3 separate regions of the Homo sapiens genome follow, and all the other regions are linked to region 1. Evidence: chromatin contacts called from ENCODE Hi-C or POLR2A ChIA-PET data. All regions are on one chromosome and are shown on one strand. The core of a region is the stretch at or near the end of the contact, and the rest is flanking DNA. Distances in the headings are between cores, read along the strand shown.

Region 1 (3,281 bases), core at 648-3,147:
ATAAATCATATGCTTTTCCTAAGATGTCTTTTAACATCTTTAGCCCCCTCCTTACCAGAAATTTAGTCCACTTCTGGATCTCTTCTAAATTATCTTTATCTTTCCTTTCATCTCATAATATATCATTTTAAGGAGAAATGGTCTTACAGATTACTTTAAGATTTTTCCTCTAAATGTACGATTTAAGAGTATCATAACGAGTAATCAAGAAGTTTATATGATAAGATAATGTAAAGGGATGAGCAGGCATATAATACTCATTTTTCCAAAAGCACCACCATCAACACTACCCATTATAACCACCTTAAACATCTGGTAAATCAATCCAAAATTAAATTAAGCTTTTATAAATTCATATTGGGTTTAACCATTTGATCTAACTTATTGATGGAAAACTGCCTCTAACAATTACTGAAATTACAGACTTAGAAATGAAACATTCCATTAGCTATCTCTGCCACAATAGCATAACGTTACATTTTGTTCCATTACTTTCGCCCAGCCCCTTAAGAAATAGGGATTTTATGTCGTCTTATTTCACATTCTGACTCCAGTCACTTGGGTTTGGAGGGCATGGTTTCCACTAAAGTTAAAAGACCTAGCTCTATAAATTACAACTAAAGACCTAAAAAATTCTCTGCAAATTTAATTCTCAAAACATCTTTTGGGATAAAAAGTATTTCTATTCTTCAAAGATTAGAGAACCGAGTTCAACGATTTACTGATTTAAGTTATCATTATGTGATTGCTAACGCTGCAGTAGATATGAAATCACGATTTCCATTAAGACTTAGATTTTACCTAAATGACGACTGCTTTAGTATGTCAAAGTTTAGGAGCCCATCCCCATTTTTTTAAACTGCTTAAAAGAATGGCCTTAGCATGCCAAAGTTTAAGAGCCCATCCCCATTTTTTTTTAACTGCTTAAAAGAATGGCCTTACCATTTTCTTTGGCCAGGAACTAACTACAAGATGATAAATTTGCCAGTACTTTCTTTTCATAGTTGTTCTTTGCATTGGAACAGGAAAGGGTGCTTTATCACTCGTTACGGTTGTTCATGGCCCAATCCAAATCATATAATACGCTGGCTGCTACTAACAGTTTTAGAATAAACAAAAAGAAGAACTATAATGCAGTAGGTTCTACATTTATAAAGCCCATGAGCTGATTTCGTGCCGAAAGTAAAACAGTCTCAAGAGTTTAAATGAATCCTGGAATCACAGCAAATTCAGGAAATTTAGGAATATGTTGGTAACCCTTAAGCTTTTTAAAAACTGACTACACCCTGGGCAAGTAACCACCCCCTGATGCCGTTGTGGGAGACAGAATTTCTGGCAGGAAGATAATTTTCTGACTCAATCTGGCTTGCCGTTCTTGTTTAATCATCCCCATTTCTCTGAACATTTTACTCCTCTGACTACAATGGTCAACATTTATTTTCAGAAGTTTTAAAGTGATTTAGTTCTTCCAGCCGCACCTCTTTTTATCCCATCTAAGTCTTCCCCAGCCCCCATTCCTATCGCCCTCGTTTCACTAAGATTTTGCTAAACATTAGACACAAGCACATGACCTCCAGTCTTCCACTGTCTCGGAACAAACCGACATAAAAACATCTGATTAGTTCCATTGTAAGCTTCCCTAGGCTTAGAATTTAAAATGGTCTTTAGCTCGTCAATGCTTAAAGAACCTACAACACAAAATTTAAATTTTAAAAATTTTAAATAAAGAAACCGCTCCCTTTTTTAACCTTTAGCCCCGCCCATTGCCCCCCACCCCAGGTTCCACGCGAAACTGCAGGAAACCGGAGGGGGCGGAGCGGTGACGTCACGACGCCGGTGCGTCACGGAACGGCGGCGGCTGCGGCGCTGGCGGTGGCTGCGGCAGCGGCGGCATTTTAGTCGGCAGCGGCGGCGGCAGCGGGGCTGCTGCTCCTCCCAGCATCCCTGGCGCGGCCATTTCAGCCCCATCTTGGCCCAGCGGAGGGAGCTGCAGCCGCCGCTTCAGCAGTTTGAATTTCAGTTTCTTCGGGGTTTAGGAATTGGGCGCACCGAGGAGGAGCCGGAGAAGCCACCACCGCTACCTCACACAGCCGGGGCGCCTCCGGTCCCGTGCCAGCGGTCTGCCGCCGCCGCCCCTCTCTGAGAGAAGCCGCGAGGGGAGGCCGAGACCGCCGTCGCCGCCCGCCCGCAGGGGTGGTTCCCCCTGTAAGGGGAGGACCGAGCCGGCTTTCCCCTCCCCCAGAGCGGGTTTCCGCCTGAGGCAGTCGACATGTCCCTGGGGCTGAGCTCCGGCTAGAGCCGGGGAGGGAGGGCCGCCTGCCCGCGCCACAGCCCCACCGCCCGCCCGCGGACCTTCAGCCAGCTCCGGCCCGCGGCTCCCGGCTGAATTAGGCATCTCCGACTCCGGACTCGCCGCTCCTTCCCTCAGTCAGAGAGCCCAGCGCTGACGCCGGCACCGGCCTGAGGAGCCCGAGCGGGGCAGCACCGCCCCTCACGCCGCCGCCACCGCCTCCTCCTCCTCCTCTTCGCCCTCCCACTCCCACCCCCAGCCAAGGCCTGCTGACCGCGCCGAGCGCCGAGCTGGACTGACCACGGCTGCCCGGAGACGAGAGAGGAAGCAGCCGGCCCGCCCCTGGGTTCGCGCTCTCGCCGCCTCTGAGGGAATTGAATTGAGGCGCCGCGGCTGCGAGAGCTAAAAAGGAAGGAGGAGCCGCCGCGGGACTGAGACGGGGGCAGAGCCGAAGAGACCGACACAGAGAAGGAAACGAGGAGGAGGATGTCTCACCGGGCGGCCAGCGCCTGGATCAGCCCGTGACTCTTAACAGCGGCGGGCCTCAGACCCCAGCGCAGACTCGGACTTTGTCTTTGGGGGCCCGTGCTCTGCCCTCCCCGGTTTCCGACAGGACCCAGAGGAGCCGGCGTGCCTCTCTGCCCTCCAGCCTTCTTCACCATGTCCAAGATGCCGGCCAAGAAGAAGAGCTGCTTCCAGATCACCAGTGTCACCACGGCCCAGGTGGCCACTAGCATCACCGAGGACACCGAGAGCTTGGACGACCCGGACGAGTCACGCACAGAGGACGTCTCCTCCGAGATTTTCGACGTCTCTCGGGCCACGGATTATGGCCCTGAGGAGGTCTGCGAGCGCAGCTCTTCCGAAGAGACGCTTAACAATGTTGGGGATGCGGAGACTCCCGGGACCGTCTCCCCAAACCTCCTCCTAGATGGGCAGCTGGCAGCGGCGGCTGCTGCTCCCGCCAACGGAGGAGGAGTCGTTTCGGCCC
Region 2 (3,377 bases), core at 308-2,807, 310 kb after region 1:
ATCAGATCTCATGAGACTTATTCACTATCGCGAGAACAGCATGAGAAAAACCCACCCCCATGATTCAATTACCTCCCACCGTGTCCCTCCCATGTCATGTGAAGATTATTACAACTCAAGGTGAGATCTGAGTGGGGACACAGAGCCAAATGATATCACCTCCAATGGGCAGCCTCATTCCAGGAGCACATCCCATTGGCATCATCCAGGAGGAGGGGGGGGCCATCATTGGCATCATGGGAGGGCCCCCCAGCTGGGGTGCTGGCATCATACCTGGTGAGGAACAGGAAGAGACTGGGGGGAGGTTGGATCATCGCTCCTGCAGGAGGAGGAACAGAGAACAGAGTAGGAGGTGTTCTTCCTTGTTGAGATGCAGTCTTTGTTCTGTCAGCCAGGCTCCGAGCCTGCTCTTCTATCCATTTCTGGTAGTAGTCTTTCACATTCTCTTTGTGTTTCCTTCCACTGCAATGGTAGGTTCTCACAGATGGAGAGTCGTGGGTGAGGTATGTATTGCAGAAGTCACAACAAAACTTAGGCATGTTGCTCTGTAGCCCGTTAACCACTCTCTTCCCTGATTTTGCTTTGTTTTGATGTGACATTGAAGCACTGCACATGCGCAGAGCAGCTAATAGTTCTTCCCTCTTTGGATTGTTGGATGAAATTTTTTTGAATTTTATTTTTTATTGATACATAATAGATATATGTGTTTTGGGGGTACATATGATAATTTAATATATTTATATAACTTGTTAAGAACAAATCAGTGTAATTGGGACAGCCACCACCTTAAATACTTGTCCTTCCTTTTTGCTGGAAACATTTGTATTATTCTCTTAGCTATTTTGAAATATACAATAGGTTATTCTAAACTATAATCACCCTAGTGATCTATGAAACACTACGTCTTATTTCTTCTATTGGATTAAATGATTTAATACCTGCAATGCTCTTAGCATTGTGCCTGGCACATGATAAATAAATATTAGCTGTCGTTATTCCGACCCAAAACAAGAACATTTTTTATTGTTACAGAAAAAATTGGACCATTGATTATGTTTCACCATTTAAGTGGCTATTGTTTGCATGCTTTCGACAGTTCTATCCCATGCCCTATACATTTACTTTCCCCCAGACCTCCCTCCCCTCCATCTTCAACCTATTACAACAGGGTGTAATAATATAGACGAACACTAGAGGGAAGCATGCAATTGCAATGAAGAAAATCGGCATCAGCACACTTGAAATTCAGACAAGAAGATAGAAGATGTCTAGTATCAAAGGAAAGTGAAATGTCTTCCTTTAATATAGTGTCTTGTAGTATTCTCCTATAGGAGGGAAGTATTATTACTCTATCGGATGAGTATTCCTACTGGAAGGATAGCTGCGGCATTTTAAAAAATCCTGCCTGTATGTGCCTGCCATAAAGATGTCACATAACCATTTCCTCACGTGCTGTTCACTCCACACCCCAGCTCTCCTGAGAGCACTTAGCTTCTCCCGTGAGCCGGTTCCTCCGATGGGAGGCATTTGGAAGCCTACATTAGTATAGTGCTGCCTTACAACGCACTTTAATGTAATATCTAGTCTCTGGGAGGCCCAGGAGTGCTTCAAATTCTAGGCTTCCCTGAGATGTCCAGTGCATTTCTGTTGAGGTGTATATGGGCTCACTCGGCCTGAGTCCCTCAGGGGCAGGAAACGTACCCCATCTTCACCTTTGCATCCCCAGCAGTTTGCAGTGCTGGGCATGCCCTAGAGAAGCTGGATAATGTCTGTTGGACTAAACTGCTTCATGAGCTGCAGACAGAAAAAGAGGGAAATTTATGCTCACTTTATGCCTGAGCAATGGGACTCTAAACTGCACCCCTAACCAGTGAATATTTTTCATTATTTTTCTGGATTATAAAAGTTCATGCTCATAATGTGAAAATCATGCAAAAAGAACATCTAAAATATTCATAATCCCATCCATCCAATATTAACCTGGGGAATACTACAGATTCTTTTAACCTTATGTCAGAGTATAATATATAAATATATGTGTGTGTGTACATATATATAGTGTTTACATTTATGGCAGCATGGAACACCTATCTTTTAAAAATTTTTTTTGAGATGGTGTCTATACTCTGTCACCCAGGTTGGAGTGCAGTGGCGTGATCTGACTCGCTGCAACCTTGGCCTCATCCTCCCACCTCAGCCTCCTGAGTAGCTGGTACCACAAGCGTGCACTACCATGCCCAGCTAATTTTTTGTATTTTTGGTACAGACAGGGTTTTGCCATGTTGCCCAGGCTGGTCTTGAACTCCTGAGCTCAAGTGATCCACCTGCCTTGGAATCCCAAAGTTCTGGGATTACAGGTGTGAGCCACCATGCCCAGCCCTACATCTATCTTTTTTTTTTTTTTAAAACTAATCCCTTTCTTTTGGGAATTTAAGCTGTTTCTCAATTTTTGCTTTTTTTAAAGAGCAGTCTGGTGAATATTCGTGTAGCTAAGTGTAAGCCCACATTCTTTATTAGTGTCTTAGGATAAATTCCCAGAGGCAGAATTTCTGGGTGATGGGTAATTTACATTGTCACCAACAGTGACAGTGCCCTTGATCAGATGAAGAGTTTTAATTAAACGTCACACCAGAACTCCATAATCTTGTCTCAGTCATGTCATCGCTGCTCAAAACATTTGGTGAACTCTGTTTGGTGATCCAGGCTATGACTCATATAAGAAAATAAATCTTAATCTCTCATCTTGCCTTTGATCTTTGACTGTTCAAGAAAATCTAATTTACCACAAAAGGACAAAGACAGCAACCATGGCAGATTTTCATATAGGTGTGCCACCAGAGTCAGGAGGAGATAGGGAAATGCTTCCCAGACTGTTCTGAATAGTGGCAAATCAGAGAATAATTCCTCTAAGTCTTTTTGGAAATTAGAATGGAACTTCCCTATCATCTGAAGACTCCTTATGGATTGAACAAGGAGGGCCCTCTTGACTGGTTTGTCTTTCTTTCTTTTTCTTTCTTTCTCTTTCTTTCTTTCTTTCTTTCTTTCTTTCTTTCTTTCTTTCTTTCTTTCTTTCTTTCTTTCTTTCTTTCCTTCTCTCCTTCCTTCTTTCCTTCCTTCCTTTCTTCCTTCCTTCCTTCCTATCTTCTTTCTCTTTCTCTCTCTCTCTCCCCCTGCTTCCTTTTCTTTTCTTTTCTCTTCTCTTTTTTCTTTCTCTTTTCTTTTCTTTCCAGGGTCTATGCTATGCTGCCTAGGCTGGTCTCAAATTTCTGGACTCAAGCAATCCTCCTGCCTTGGTTTCCCAAAGTGCTAGGATTACAGGCATGAGCCACCTTGACTGGTTTCTTCCTTAAAGGTTCCTAAGCTTCGCCTTTTTTTTT
Region 3 (3,278 bases), core at 156-2,655, 380 kb after region 1:
TTGGAGAGGAAGACCACAGAGTAAGGTATCACCATGCTTATCATTGCTAATGTTAGCCTTGATCACATGGCTGATTAATGTTTGTTAGGTTTCTCCATTGTAACGTTACTTTTTTTTTTTTTTTTTTTTTTGAGACAGGGTATCAGTCTGTCACTCAGGCTAGAGTCCAGTGGCATGATCTTGACTCACTGCAGCCTTGACTTCCCGGGCTCCAGCAATCCTCCTCTCTCAGCCTCCCGAGTAGCCGGGACCACAGGCATACGCCACCAAGCCTGGCTAATTTTTGTATTTTTGGTAGAGACAAGGTTTCTCTGTGTTGCCCGGGCTGGTCTTAAACTCCTGAGCTCAAGCTATCTACCCACCTCGGCCTCCCAAAGTGTTGGGATTACAGTCGTCAGCCACTGTGCCCCGCCTAATATTACTCTCCCCTTCACTGCCCCCTGCCTTTTTTACACTCTACACTTTGAAAGGAAGTCACTATGTTACAGCCCACACTTAAGGAGTGGGAAGCTGTGCTCTACTTCTCTAACGAGAAGCATCTATGTAATAAATTATTTGGAATTTATTCTGCATGGGAGATTTGTCTATTCTTCCAAATTTATTTATTTATTCAATCATTTATTTATATCAGTATAGGCTCATGAATATTGATTGTCCAATAAAGTTGACCAATACAACTTTTATTTATTACGTTGCAGTTCCCTAATGGCAAATGATGTGGAACATCTTTTCATAAGCAGTAGTTTCCCCCTTATCCACAGTTTCACTTTCTGCAGCCTCAGTTACCCATAGTTGACCAAAGTCTGAAAATATTAAGTGAAAAATTCCAGAAATAAACAATTCATAAGTTTTAAATTGCGTGTTGTCCTGAGTAGTGTGACAAAATCTCATTCTGTCCTGCTCTGTCCCACCCAAGATGTGAATCATCCCTTCGTCCAGTGTCTTCACATCGTATATACCACCCGCCCATTAGTCACTTTGGAGCTATGTTGATTATTAGATAGAAAAAACATAGTATAATAGGGTTCCATACTATCCGTGGCTTCAGATATCCACTGGGGGTCTTGGAACATATGTTCCGTAGTTGAGGTGGGACCACTGTATTTATTTGTCATCTGTATACTTTCTTTGGTGAGGTGTCTGTTCAGATCTTTTGCCCTTTTTAAAAGTAGGGGTCAGCCGGGCGCAGTGGCTCATACCTGTAATCCCAGCACTTTGGGAGGCCGAGGCAGGCAGATCACGAGGTCAAGAGATTGAGACCATCCTGGCCAACATGGTGAAACCCCATCTCTACTAAAACTAGAAAAACTAGTTGGGCGCAGTGGCATGCATCTGTAATCCCAGCTACTCAGGAGGCTGAGGCAGGAGAATTGCTTAAACCTGAGAGGGGGAGGTTGCAGTGAGCCAAGATCATGCCATTGCATTCCAGCCTGGCAACAGACAGAGATTCCATCTCAAAGAAAAAAAGTAGGAGTTACCCTACTTTTGAGAGCAAACTGGACCTGAGACCAGTTTGGGGCATGTGGGAGGGGGACCTGGGAAACCTTGCCAACCCTAGATTCCTTCAACTGTGGCTTCTGAGACTTTCACCTTGGAAGCTCAGTCAACCCAAGTCTGAGTCATTCTGACAAGGGCAGGGTGGGGTTTGCAGGCAAATTCTGGATAGACCAAGATTGTGGCTCATTTAAGATCATTTGTCTCAGTTTCAACTTCTTTTCATACATTACTTAATGCTTCATGAAATAAACTAAAATATTTCACAAATGCATTTTTTCCCTATTGCCTTTGGCCATCATTTAGAACTAATTTTCATGGCATCAGTTTAAGGCACATGAATTTTATAGGACTGTGAATGTCTAGTTTCTAGGCTTTTCTACTTCATGAAGTCTTGAGCAAGGTGGGTTTGGATGAATGTGTAGACACGTGGAGACTTCCTTATCTTGGATGCAATTCTTTACTCCTTTTTTTTTTAAAAAAAAAAATAATAAAAAAGAAAAATTTGAGCAGGACCAGAGGATTTTTACTCATTTTTAAAGATAGGCCTGGCTGGGTGCAGTGGTTCATATCTGTAATCCCAGCACTTTGGGAGGCTGAGTCAGGAGGATTGCTTGAGCCCAGGAGTTCAAGACCAGCCTGGGCAACATAGGGAGACCTCTGTCTGTACAAAAAAGATAAAAAATAAAAAAATTAGCTGTTTGTGGTGGAGGCGCACACCTGTAGTCTCAGCTACTCAGGAGGCAGAGGCAGGAGGATCATTTGAGCCTGGGAGATCGAGGCTGTTACTGATCCAGGAAAAATGTCATGTATTGCTGTCATATGACAAAGATTGCTGTGTTCTTTGGTGTTTAGGCATCTCTGTTAATTTCTCTGCAGTTTACCTTTCTGAAGATCTTCTTAAAGTCAGAGACCCATTTTCTACTGTGGTAATGTACAAACATTAGTTTTTCTAAGGAAATGCTGCTACCTGTCAGCAAATTAGAATTTTGACAAGCTTATCTGGTGCAGCTGCAGGCGGTGCCACCACTAGGGGTCAGGCGACGTCCTGATAAAGGAAGCGCAGTCACGGGGAGGCGTGAGGCGGCGGAGAAGTGCCTGGCCAACTCACATTTTGGGAGAGAAAATGTGCACCATTCCTGGATGGAGCTGAAATGCAGGCATTCTAAGCTTTGGCACTGAGAGCTTTTTGTTTGTTTTGTTTTGTCTTTTGTGATTTGAATGCTAATTCTCTGAAGAGAGCCAGAGATTTTATGTCTGTCATTTTGCCTACAATTTCTCTTGTCTGTAGATTTTCAAATGTCATTTAATTTCTCCCTTACCAGCCCTGTCTGTCCATTCCTAGTGGATTTAGGGTGTAGAAAATTTCTGTATTCTCTCCGTTTTCAATAACGTTTTTATTCAGATGAATTCTGGATAAAATGAAACAGAGTCAAAGAATGGGAGGTCTGGGGAAGAGAGAGGAGGACACCCCTGGTCCTGTGTGGTCTCAGGAGGAGGTGATGGCAGGGATGGGGAATGAGTCTTTCCTCCTACCCAGATCAAAGAGCTCCGGGCACCTTTGAGCCCAGGTATCAATTCCAATTGGGGACAATATCAGGGCTCTCACCTGAGATATTGCTCCTTTATATTCGTATGCACCCAACGCACATTGCTACTCCATCTCTTTTTCTGCTGAGCCCTGATCAGCCTCGGAATGCTTCTCAACCAAGTGCTTCAGGAAGTCACTATTAGCTTTGCCATCATTCCTGGTTTGGCAATGCCTTGGTGTCAAAGACAAGTTT

The links. A loop is a pair of places that touch in the nucleus more often than their neighbours do. ChIA-PET counts read pairs that join two places held with the same protein, here RNA polymerase II (POLR2A). Pooled maps may share reads with other maps.
Region 2: a loop to region 1 is called in a pooled map, with 2.7 times the contacts of the local background. The contact joins the enhancer-like site here to the promoter of TSC22D2 in region 1. A Hi-C loop is called at or near these places in 1 of 168 maps with a recorded cell type or tissue (HepG2) and 7 of 50 pooled maps. POLR2A ChIA-PET finds 5 or more read pairs at or near these places in 2 of 52 experiments (activated CD4-positive, alpha-beta T cell and activated CD8-positive, alpha-beta T cell).
Region 3: a loop to region 1 is called in a pooled map, with 8 times the contacts of the local background. The contact joins the enhancer-like site here to the promoter of TSC22D2 in region 1. A Hi-C loop is called at or near these places in 7 of 50 pooled maps. POLR2A ChIA-PET finds 5 or more read pairs at or near these places in 2 of 52 experiments (activated CD8-positive, alpha-beta memory T cell and activated T-cell).

Annotation. Positions count from the first base shown.
Region 1 is chr3:150,406,401-150,409,681 of GRCh38, forward strand. It overlaps TSC22D2 (TSC22 domain family member 2), which reads left to right and starts at 1,898. Exons shown (of 3, transcript NM_001303264.2): 1 at 1,898-3,281. The coding sequence starts at 2,951. RefSeq lists silencers at 1,989-2,588, 3,259-3,281 and an enhancer at 2,959-3,008.
Region 2 is chr3:150,720,294-150,723,670 of GRCh38, forward strand. It overlaps the pseudogene SNRPCP3. Among named protein-coding and RNA genes, the nearest start is that of ERICH6, 18 kb to the left of the region's middle. Within about 2 kb of position 1,558, at least 2 of the 41 ENCODE cell types and tissues checked have a DNase peak (open chromatin) inside an H3K27ac peak, as active enhancers do.
Region 3 is chr3:150,785,431-150,788,708 of GRCh38, forward strand. No RefSeq gene overlaps it. Among named protein-coding and RNA genes, the nearest start is that of SIAH2, 24 kb to the left of the region's middle. RefSeq lists a silencer at 2,574-2,633. Within about 2 kb of position 1,406, at least 2 of the 41 ENCODE cell types and tissues checked have a DNase peak (open chromatin) inside an H3K27ac peak, as active enhancers do.